Linked DNA regions of Homo sapiens: region 1 is linked to region 2. The links are chromatin contacts, found by Hi-C or POLR2A ChIA-PET in ENCODE. All regions are on one chromosome and are shown on one strand. Each heading gives the region's core, a stretch centred on a gene start or an enhancer-like site at or near the end of the contact. The rest is flanking DNA. Distances are from core to core; before and after follow the strand shown.

What was found. A loop is a pair of places that touch in the nucleus more often than their neighbours do. ChIA-PET counts read pairs that join two places held with the same protein, here RNA polymerase II (POLR2A). Pooled maps may share reads with other maps.
Region 1: a loop to region 2 is called in a pooled map, with 3 times the contacts of the local background. The contact joins two enhancer-like sites. A Hi-C loop is called at or near these places in 1 of 168 maps with a recorded cell type or tissue (Caco-2) and 2 of 50 pooled maps. POLR2A ChIA-PET finds 5 or more read pairs at or near these places in 11 of 52 experiments (A549, H1, HepG2 and 8 more).

What each region holds. Positions count from the first base shown.
Region 1 is chr17:16,285,200-16,291,166 of GRCh38, forward strand. The region is part of intron 2 of PIGL (phosphatidylinositol glycan anchor biosynthesis class L); the gene reads left to right. Among named protein-coding and RNA genes, the nearest start is that of MIR1288, 6.2 kb to the left of the region's middle. RefSeq lists enhancers at 544-1,533, 698-747, 2,618-2,747, 3,008-3,057, 3,078-3,127 and 1 more. Within about 2 kb of position 2,617, at least 26 of the 41 ENCODE cell types and tissues checked have a DNase peak (open chromatin) inside an H3K27ac peak, as active enhancers do.
Region 2 is chr17:16,450,820-16,456,308 of GRCh38, forward strand. The region is part of intron 2 of LRRC75A (leucine rich repeat containing 75A); the gene reads right to left. The region is part of intron 3 of SNHG29 (small nucleolar RNA host gene 29); the gene reads left to right. Among named protein-coding and RNA genes, the nearest start is that of SNORD65, 12 kb to the left of the region's middle. Within about 2 kb of position 2,577, at least 2 of the 41 ENCODE cell types and tissues checked have a DNase peak (open chromatin) inside an H3K27ac peak, as active enhancers do.

The DNA.
Region 1 (5,967 bases), core at 1,367-3,866, 170 kb before region 2:
ATGCATCTTTCTGGGAAGGAGAACACAGGTAACTGATTTCAGTGTAATACCTAGCACTCATGCCTTGCTAATCCTTTTTATATCCTATGAGAAAGGAAAAATCCAGGCCGGGCGCGGTGGCTCAAGCCTGTAATCCCAGCACTTTGGGAGGCCAAGGCAGGTGGATCACGAGGTCAGGAGTTCAAGACCAGCCTGGCCAAGATGGTGAAACCCCATTTCTACTAAAACTACAAAAATTAGCCAGGCGCGGTGGCAGGTGCCTGTAATCCCAGCTACTGGGGATGCTGAAGCAGGAGAATCACCTGAACCCGGGCGGCAGAGGTTGCGCCACTGCTCTCCAGCCTGGGCGACAGAGTGAGGCTCTGTCTCCAAAAAAAAAAAAATCCATTTTATGGTTAGATTTGGGGGCTTCAAGCCGTATGTGGAAAAGGCTCTCTTAGGGCATTTGGTCTGTCTGGGCTCCTAAGCTGCTTAGAAATGAGGTCCTTATCACAGCAGATACTTAATAAAAGTGCACTGATCTTTATATACCTCTTTTTTCAGTCCTTTTTCTTTTTCTCAGATCGCCTTTTCCTTCTCTTACTTATCTTTTCCCCTATTTCTTTTCTCTGCGTATGGCTTAGGTTAGTCCTTGGCGGTGCAGAGACACCCCCCAGAAGTTGTTGGACCCTGCTGCAACCTCCCTGCAGCTTAGACTTCATTTCTTCACACTCCTGTATTTGGAGCAGCGACGCTAGTGCCAGGCCCTCAGACCAGGAGACAGTTGCTGCCTCCCACAGTGGCCCTTGGGGGGCGATATTGGCAGTCCCAGGTTAGGCTTCCACGTCCTTGGCTAGCCTTAAGGTTAGCTCTGAACTCTACTGACCTTTGCTCGCTTTGGATGACAAAGGAAATGATCGAGTTTAGAGATGGGCCAGAGGTGGGTGGAGGGGTGGCTGAACCTTCCGGCTTGCGCTGTACAAGCCACAAGACCAAATAAGGGCGTGTGAGCCGCCTCCGTCTGTATTAAAGTTCAGAGTGCAGTGTGCAAAAGTGGGACTCGGTTTTCAGAGATAAGCTGTTACCCAACCCTGCTTGAGTTCCAGCAGCGGAGGCTGCGAAGTCTCCTGCTCTGAGCAGGGCTGGGTCTGGGGGAGAAAGACCTGGGCCCCTGGGCTTGCTTAGCTGGGGAGAGGAAAGAAGGGGGGCTTCCCTCACCAGCACCTGGTGACTGAACGGACCCACAACCCCACAGATTTTCACAAAGGGTTTCCATGACTCTCCCGACTAAAATGTGCCGGCCAGTGTGACTCATTAGAATGTGTAGGAAAGGTCACTGTTTGAGGATATTCAGCCAGTGGGGGAAAAAACCACAACGTTATTTTAATGAACGCTTTTAGCCTGGCTTGTTTCCTGAACATTAAGGTCTAGGGCGGGACTTCGAGTTTGGGGCCTTTTCCAGAGGTATTAACACTGTGTTTGCTAAATACACCCCAGGGAAGGAGTCGTCGGGCTTCTACGAGTCACACTTAAAAGACTGGCAAGAGTTGGCTTCTTCTGTTGTGTTCTTAGCTTCCAAAATAGTAGTCTCTCCTCAGAGCCAGACGCGCAATGCCATCATGTTAATGAGGTGCCTCATGTGCTTCAATAGCCACTGACTGATGGTACCCCGAACCTGCCTGGATTCCTCACCTCTTCCCCTGCCCATCTCTCCTTCCCGCAGCAAACTGCTCATCCTGCAGCAGTCCGAACCTCTGCCTCATTGGCCCTAAGCTTCCTAAGGGAAGGGACCATGACTTGTATTCATGTTTATATCCCTAAAACTCAGCCCTCTGTTTGGCACATAGTGTGTGCTTAGTCCAGATCACTTAAATGTACAATGATTTCATTCTCTCGGAGCCCCGCTCTGGTGGTGTGGGTCCCTGGGGACCCCTCCAGATGCCTTTCTCCAGCCATGGCTGCGCAGGCACCGAGAAGCCGCAGGCTGGTTCCAGCTCACAGCCTCTCGCCTCAGGCCCACACTGCTCCTCCTGCTGTCTGCCCCAGGGCTTGCGATTGCCCGGGGGTCCCCAAGCGGGCTCAACTCTGAAAGATTAGAGAGCTAACAGCCTATGGAGATAAATACTTCCTTCTTTATCTTCCTGGGAAGATGGACAGTTGTAAGATGATTTTCTTACAACTTTCAGACAGTCCTGTGGGAACACACAGCCAGTGCCCATAAGTAGGGCCACATCAGTAGAGCATCCCTGCTTCCCTGCCTTCTCCATCTGTCAGTGGCTTCTGCTCCTGGGGTCACAGTCCCCAATAAAGTACACACTAAGCCTTCTTCCTAGGGGAGCTGAGACTCGAATACATTCAGAGCCCTTTAAGAAGTTCTCTCACAGACTTATTTTTGTTTTCAAAATTCAATTCCTCTAAATATATTTCTGTTCCTCTTTCGTCTAAGTCTCATTCTTTTTGACTGAGAAGTCAGAAGCAAAATTAAAGTTTAGTGACTAGGGTTTTTTTGTCCTGTTATACGTTGACATTCCTTACCGTGGGTGTATCTGTGCTTTCTTTGCTCTTACTCTGAACATGCCCAAAAAAACTCTTGTGTTATCTTTAGCATATTTCATAAGCCACAATTCAGGAAGTTAGAGAAATTGCTCCCTGGTGCAGAGCAACAGAACTGCCGACCTCTTTCCACTCCAATTGCGGTGAAAGTGATATCTCTCTGCCTGAGCTGACGTTGGCCTTTAGGCTTCTCTAATTATTTCCTTAGGTTAGATTTCTAGAAACACAGGGTCAAAGGGCACAGATATTCACATATAGGCAAGTTACCTTCTTCTTGAGATGTAGCAATTTAAACTCATAACAGCAGTACATAACAGTGCCCCTTTCTCTGTGTCTTTCTCCAACACAGACATCTTGCTTTAATTTTGCATTTATTTGATTCTTTCTGAGAAGCAGAAGGAATATATGTTGGCCGTTTGCATTTCTTCTTTTCTAAATTACCTGTTTTCTTTCCTTCCTTCCTTCCTTCCTTTCTTTCTCTTTCTTTCTTTCGAGACGAAGTCTCACTCTTGTTGCCCAGGTTGGAGTACAGTGGCTCAGTCTCGGCTCACTGCAGCCCCCACCTCCCAGGTTGAGGCTATTCTCCTGCCTCAGCCTCCCGAGTAGCTGGGATTACAGGTGCCTGCCACCACGCCCAGCTAATTTTTGTATTTTTAGTAGAGATGGGGTTTCTCCGTGTTGGCCAGACTGGTCTTGAACTCCTGACCTCGTGATCCACCCGCCTTGGCCTCCCAAAGTGCTGGGATTACAGGCGTGAGCCACTGCGTCCAGCCTATTACTATTATTCTTTTTTTCTTTTCTTTTTTTTCTTTTTCTTTTTTTTTGAAACCGGAGTTTCGCTCTTGTTGCCCAGGCTGGAGTGCAATGGCGCGATCTTGGCTCACCGCAACCTCTGCCTCCTAGGTTCAAGCAATCCTCCTGCCTCAGCCTCCTGAGTAGCTGGGATTACAGGCACGCACCACTGTGCCCGGCTAATTTTGTAGTTTTAGTAGACACAGGGTTTCTCCATGTTGGTCAGGCTGGCCTCAAACTCCTGACCTCAGGTGATCCGCCCACCTCAGCCTCCCAAAGTGCTGGGATTACAGGCGTGAGCCACCACACCTAGCTAAAAATTCTTTAATAGGTCTCTTTAATGTTTTAAGTAGTCCTAGATTTCCCCTGTGAACCATCTTGAAAGTTTTGCCTTTTATTCTCAGTTCTCTTTTGCTGGCTTCTTATCAGGAAACACCACCTGACTGATTTGAGATGTAAAGTGATGGAGTGCAAAGACCACAGGTCTCTGTATTCAAAGGTCTAGGTGCAAGGTACAACCTTACCGGATATTTCAGAGCTTGTCTTTTATAATTTTTGAGCTGAGAAGGTCAGGTGAGATAAACTGTATGGACTGGAATTCTGATTTGAGATGTAAAGTGATGGAGTGCAAAGACCACAGGTCTCTGTATTCGAAGGTTTAGGTGCAAGGTACAACCTTACCAGATATTTCACAGCTTGCCTTTTATCATTTCTGAGCTGAGAGGGCCAGGTGAGATAAACCCTATGGACTAGAATTCTGAAAGGAGAGCAGTATGTCAACAAAGGAGGATTCAGCAACTGCCTGATGCAATCTCTAGTTATCTTCGTCCTGCACCAGCAGTATATGATGCTATCTCATCCAACTCCATTCTTCAGATTTGTCATCTCTCCTTTACTTGGATAAAACCTGGCTGGAAACTTGGCTTCAGTCCTCCATATCCATCTGTTTTAGGCAGACTTAACTCAGCTTTACATCTTTGCAAACTTACCCACGCACATCAGCATCCGAGAAATTTCCATACTCTTTGATTAAAATTGCAGTAAAAGTCACAAAGGACCTTGCTTAAAATGAAAGGAAGTTTCTAGGAACTCTAAGCTCAGTAACTTTATGACCATTCCCTGTAGAGCTGCAAAGGTCTGGATTTGAAAAGTCATAAGTAGCAAGGGAATTGCGCCAGAATACCTGTCTTTTGCTGGAGCAAATCCATTGCCTGGTTCATGCCTATGTCACATAGGCAGGGCAATGCCAGACTTTTCTTTTCTTTTTTTAAAGACAGAGTTTCGCTCTTGTTGTCCAGGCTGGAGTGCAGTGGCACGATCTTGGCTCACTGCAACCTCCACCTCCTGGGTTAAAGCGATTCTCCTGCCTCACCCTCCCAAGTAGCTGGGATTACAGGCGCCCACCACTAAGCCCGGCTAATTTTGTGTTTTTAGTAGAGATGGGGTTTCTCCATGTTGGTCAGGCTGGTCTCAAACTCTCAACCTCAGGTGATCCGCCCACCTTGGCCTCCCAAAGTGCTGGGATTACAGGTGTGAGCTACAGCACCCGGCCTTCTTTTTTTTCTCTTTTTTTTAATTTTTTTTTTTTGAGACGGAGACTTGCTCTGTTGCCCAGGCTGGAATGCAGTTGCTCACTGCAACCTCCGCCTCCTGGGTTCAAGGGATTCTCCTGCCTCAGCCTCCCGAGTAGCTGGGACTACAGGCATGCGCCACCACACCCGGCTAATTATTGTATTTTTATTAGAAATGGGGTTTCCACATGTTGGCCAGGCTGGTCTCGAGCTCTTGACCTCAAGTGATCCACCCTCCTGGGATTACAAGAGTGATCTGTCCCCTCCCCTCCCCTCATCTCCCCTTCCTCCACTCCTCTTCCCTTCTCTCTCTTTTGAGACAGGGTCTCATTCTGCTGCCCAGGCTGCAGGTGCAGTGGTGTGGTTATGGTTCACTGCAGTCTTGATCTCCCAGGCTCAAGTGATCCTTATGCCTCAGCCTCCCAAGTAGTTAGGACTACAGGTGCATGCCACTGACCTGGCTAATTTTTTAAATTTATTTTTTGTAGAGATGTAGCTCAGAATGGTCTTGAAGCCCTGGCCCAAGCAATTCTCCCTCCTTGGCCTCCCAAAGTCCTAGGATTACAGGCATGAGCTACTGCGCCCAGCCCAGACTTTTTTGTTGTTGTTGTTGTTGCTGTTTCTCACCCAGGTTGCAGTACAGTGGTGCGATCACAGCTCACTGGAGCCTTAACCTCTGGGGCTCTGGCAATCCTCCTGCCTCAGCCTCCCAAGTAGCTGGGACCACACACATGCCACCACTCTCAGCTAATTTTTTTTTTAATTTGTTGAGACAGGGTCTCACTATGTTGCCCAGGCTGGTCTTGAACTCCTGTGCTCAAGTGATCCTCCCACTTTGGCCTCCCAGAGTGCTGAGATTACAGGTGTGAGCCACCACACGTGGCCCCCAGATATTCTTTAAGTGTAAAGCTTGACTACTATTTGAGGCTTGACTTCTGCTTTCAAATTGATTTTGAATTACATACAAGTAATTTCCAAGGAGAGTCAGTTAACAAGATAAAATTGTGGTCTTTACCATATGTGCATTCTTTTATATTCTCAGCCCCATTAGTGCTTGTATAAGTCCATGTGT
Region 2 (5,489 bases), core at 1,327-3,826:
GCTGAGGGGACAGAGGCCACACAGCTGACTGATATGCTGGATGGAGAAGGTGTGGGCAGGGAGGGTGAGGAGGGTCTAGGCTTTGGGCTTGGGACATGAGTAGAAGGCAAGGGGCTCAAGACAAGAAGTGGGTGAGAAGGCAGGAGGGGGGTGACCTGCTCATGTGGGGCCATGGTAAGTTTGAGGAGCTCACAATACCTCCAGCTGTGGATGCCACTGGACTTATGGGGTTGGGGCTCAAGACAGGTCCAGGCTGGACACATTCATCAGTAAGATTAAACCCCTGGCCAGAGAATGAGCTAAGCAGGAGGGAGAGAGAACAGTGGACACACAGCAGTCAGAGAAGACTCCATCAGAGCAGCAGGAGTAGTGGAGTCTGGACACCAAGAAGAGTGACTAATGGGGTTAGACCCCCACCCAGAGGCCACTGGGTCTCCAACAAGGAGGCCATGGCCAGCACAAGTTCAGGGAGTGGGGCCATGGTGGGAGCCGACCTTAGAGCTCAAAGGGAGAATAGGGGCCAGGCACGGTGGCTCACGCCTGTTAATCCCAGCACGTTGGGAGGCCAAGGTGGATGGATCACCTGAGGTCAGGAGTTCGAGATCAGCCTGGCCAACATGGCAAAACCCTGTCTCTACTAAGAATACAAAAATTAGCTGGGCGTGACGGCGGGCGCCTGTGATCCCAGCTGCTCCGGAGTGCTGAGGCAGGAGAATTGTTTGAACCCAGGAGGCGGAGGTTACAGTGAGCCGAGATCGCACCACTGCACTCCAGCCTGGGTGACAGAGTGAGACTCCATCTCAAAAAAAAAAATAATAATAATAATAAATAAATAAAACAGAGAATAGGAGGTGACACTGGAGATGGCCCATCTAGAGCTGTGCTTCTTTACCTTGGAATCTTTCATACCGGAATCTCAGGGGAGCTTTTTTTTCTTTTTTTTGAGACGGAGTATCGCTCTGTCGCCCAGGATGGAGTGTAGTGGCGCGATCTTGGCTCACTGCAAGCTCCGCCTCCCGGGTTCACGCCATTCTCCTGCCTCAGCCTCTCCAGTAGCTGGGACTACAGGCGCCCGCCAACATGCCCGGCTAATTTTTTTGCATTTTTAGTAGAGACGGGGGGTCTCACTGTGTTAGCGAGGATGGTCTCGATCTCCTGACCTTGTGATCCGCCCGCCTCGGCCTCCCATTACAGGCGTTAGCCACCGCGCCCGGCCTGGAATCTCAGGGGAGCTTTAAAGTCCACTGATGGGCCAGGTGCTGTGGCTCACTCTTGTAATCCCAGCACTTTGGGAGGCTGAGGCAGGAGGATCACTTGACCCCAGGAGTTCAAGACTACCCTGGGCAATATAGTGAGACTTGCTCTCAAAAAAAAAAAAAAAAAAAAAAAAAGCCCATCATGGTGGCATGTGCCTGCAGTCCCAGCTACCCGGGAGGCTGAGGTAGGAGGCTCTTGAGCCCCGAAAGTGAAGGCTGCAGTGAGCCGTGATCACACCTCTGCACTCCAGACAGGGTGAGACCTAGTCTCAAAAAACCAAACCAAACCAAACAACAACAAAATAACACTGATGCCTGGGCCACCCCAATGATGGGTGGGTGGCTCAGGCACAGGGATTTTTTTTTTTTTCTTTTTGTTTGAGATGGAGTCTCACTCTGTTGCCCAGGCTGGAGTGCAGTGGCGCGGTCTTGGCTCACTGCAACCTCCATCTCCCAGGTTCAAACGATTCTCCTGCTTCAGCCTCCCAAGTAGCTGATTACAGACGCCTGCCACCACACCCCGCTAATTTTTTGTATCTTAATAGAGATGGGGTTTCACCATGTTGGCCAGCCTGGTCTCGAACTCCTGACCTCGTGATCTGCCCGCCTCAGCCTCCTAAAGTGCTGGGATTACAGGTGTGAGCCACCCTGCCTGGCCACACGGGGATTTTTAAAAGGTCCCCAGGTGATTCCCTAGTGCAGCTGAGGTGGAGAAGCACTGGTTCAAAGACCATGGGTGGGATCAGGTGGTCTGCCCAGCATCACTCCTGGAACCACCCCAGGACAGAATGTAGCCAGTCTCCAAAGCTTAGAACTGAGCCCCTCAGCTGCAGCTCCTCCTTCAATCACTTCCCAGGGTTTCCAAAATCTGGGGCCAAAATCCCTGTCCACCCTCTCAGCCTGGGCAGCTGAGCCTTAAAAGAAGAGAATAGAGGCCGGGCGCGGTAGTTCACGCCTGTAATCCCAGCACTTTGGGAGGCCGAGGCAGGCGGATCACAAGGTCAGGAGTTCGACACCAGCCTGTCCAATATGGTGAAACCCCATCTCTACTAAAAATACAAAAATTAGCCAGGCGTAGTCGTGGGTGCCTGTAGTCCCAGCTACTTGGGAGGCTGTGGCAGGAGAATCGCTTGAACCCGGGAGGTGGAGGTTGCAGTGAGCCGAGATCGCGCCACTGAACTCTGGCCTGGGCGCCAGAGTGGGACTGGTGTGGGACTCCTAAACACACACACACACGCACACACGCACACACGCACACGCACACACGCACACGCACACACACACACACGAGAACAGAGGACAAGGGGGCATCACTGCACTGCCATTGCCACAAGGGGGCAGCCACGCACAGGGCCAGGCTCGGGATGGAAGTGTATCTGCCACTACCAGGGAGAACTGAGGAGCCTGCGTCTCCTCACTGGCTAGACAGGAACAATAGATATGGACACCTCATAGAGTTGCCTTGAGAGCACAAGTGAGCTGATGTTCTCTCAGGAGTGAGAGTTCCCTTCTGCTTGTCTGAACTAAACTGACAACAGCTAACATGTATTGAGCAGCTGCGATGCATTGGGCATCTCCTCTGAGCACTGTTTGCATGAACATTTTGGGGCTCAGAACACAATTCCAAAGCATGGCGCCGGGGCCAGCAGAGAGCTTTGAACTAACGGAAATTGGAAGGCCTCAGAAGCAAAGTTTTTCTGCCCTTCTGCTGCCCTCCTGTCTCTGGCCCTTCTTCTCCCCCAGAGTGAGTCAGAGAAACCAGAATTCTTCTTCCCCAAGGCAGGTCACAGAGACCAGAACCCCTCTCCCTCAAAGCAAGCCATAAAACTAGGCAGGTCACTCTCTCCCTTCTGTCTTGAAGACCATTCCAGAGGGGTAGGAAGGAACACTGCAGAGAGAGGCCAAGAAGAATCTGAGCAGATAGCCTTCCTGGGTCCCCTCGGCCTATCACCATTAGATCACACCCTTTGTCCAATCGCATTTCTACAAGCTTGTGCACTCTTTACCAAGCCTGAGTATAAAAACAGATAGCTGGCTGAGTGTGGTGGCTCACGCCTGTAATCCCAGCACTTTGGGAGGCCGAGGTGGGTGGATCACCTGAGGTCAGGAGTTCGAGACTAGCCTGGCCAACACGGCGAAACTCCATCTCTACTAAAAATACAAAAAATTAGCTAGGCATGGTGGCGGGCACCTGTAGTCCCAGCTACTTGGTAGGCTGAGGCAGGAGAGTTGCTTGAACCCAGGAGGTGGAGGGTCCAGTGAGCCGAGATCACGTCATTGCACTCCAGCCTGGGCAACAGAGTGAGACTCTGTCAAAAAACAAACAAACAAACAGGCCAGGCGTGGTGGCTCATGCCTGTAATCCCAGCACTTTGGGAGGCAGAGGGGGGCGGATCACCTGAGGTTGGGAGTTTGAGACCAGCCTGACCAACATGGAGAAACCCCATCTCTACTGAAAATACAAAATTAGCCAGGCATGGTGGTGCATGTCTGTAATCCCAGCTGCTCGGAAGGCTGAGGCAGGAGAATCGCGTGAACCCAGGAGGCAGAGGTTGAGGTGGGCCGAGATCACGCCACTGCACTCCAGCCCGGGCAACAAGAGCAAAATTCCGTTTTAAAATAAATAAATAAATATAATTAAAATAAACAAATTCTAACAAACAAAAAACCAAAAAAACAAAAAAACCTCTTTCCCTGGGGTTTGGGGTCTTCATTTCTTTCTTTTTTTAAAGAGATGGGGGTCTCACTATATTGGCCTTGCTGGTATTGAATTCCTGGACTCATGTAATCCTCCTGTATCAGCCTCCCAGGTAGCTGGGGCTAAGGGTCCTCATTTCTTTTCTTTTCTTTTCTTTTCTTTTTTTTTTTTAGTGACGGAGTCTTGCTCTGTCCCCGCCCTCAGGCTGGAGTACAGTGGCACCATCTCAGCTCATTGCAACCTCCGTCTCCCAGGTTCAAGTGATTCTCCTGGCTTAGCCTCCCGAGTAGCTGGGATTACAGGCGCGTGCCACCACGCCCAGCTAATTTTTGTATTTTTAGTAGAGACAGGGTTTCACTATGTTGGCCAGGTTGGTCTTGAACTCCTGACCTCAGACGATCCGCCTGCCTCGGCCTCCCAAAGTGCTGGTATTACAGGTGTGAGCCACCGTGCCTCACCTGAGCGTCTTCATTTCTGAAAGCTCCCATGTTGCGTAAAATTTTGATTAAACACATTTGTTCTGCTTTTTTGTTACCCTGTGTCTGGTTATAGGAGTGTCAGCCATGACCCTTATAATGAGTGAGGGAAAAGTACCACACAGTTCTGCCCTACAATTTTTTTTTTTAGACGGAGTCTTGCTCTGTCGCCCGGCTGGAGTGCAGTGGCGCAATCTCAGCTCAATGCAACCTCCATCTCCCAGATTCAAGCGGTTCTCTTGCTTCAGCCTCCCGAGTAGCTGGGACTACAGGCACCCGCCATCCATGCCCGGCTAATTTTTTTTGTATTTCTATTAGAGACGGGGTTTCACCATGTTGGTCAGGCTGGTCTCAAATCCTGACCTCAAGTGGTCCACCTGCCTCGACCTCCCTAAGTGCCCTACAAACTATAGTCCCATACCTTACTACAACCCTATGAGACAGGTATTATTAATAACCCCGCTTTACAAATGAGGGAACTGAGGCAAAAAGAACTTAAATAGATGGGCAAGGCCTCCCAGCTTGTAAGACGGAGTCAGGATCTAAAGTCAGCCAGCTCTGAGGCTGATGCTCCTAACCGCTATCTGCTGCCCTCCTTGTGAGAAATCCTGTCTTTGGCTTAGGTCAGTTCAAAGTGTTTCTATCATTTACAACCAGAAAAGCCTTCAGTGAGACTGTCTCATTTTTTCCCAACTCTTCCACTTTTCAAAGAACCCCTCCAGGGCTCCCTCCTGCAGAGAACAGGACTAGGCAGCACTGGCCCAGAAGTGGAGCAGTAAGAAGGTGGGGAACGGGGGGAGGGAGAGGAGGAGAAGGAGGAAGAGGAAGAGGGAGAGGAGGAGGAGGAAGGGGAGGGGGAGGAGGAGGAGTAGCAGTAGTAGGAGGAGGAGGAAGAGGAGGGAGAGGAGGAGGAAGAGGAGGGGTAGGAGGAGGAAGAGGAGGAAGGAGGAGGAAGAGGAGGAGGAAGAGGAGGAAGAAGAGGAGAAAGGAGGAGAAGAAGGAAGAGGATCAGGAAGAGGAGGAGGAGGAAGAGGAGGAGGAAGAGAAGGAAGAGGAGGA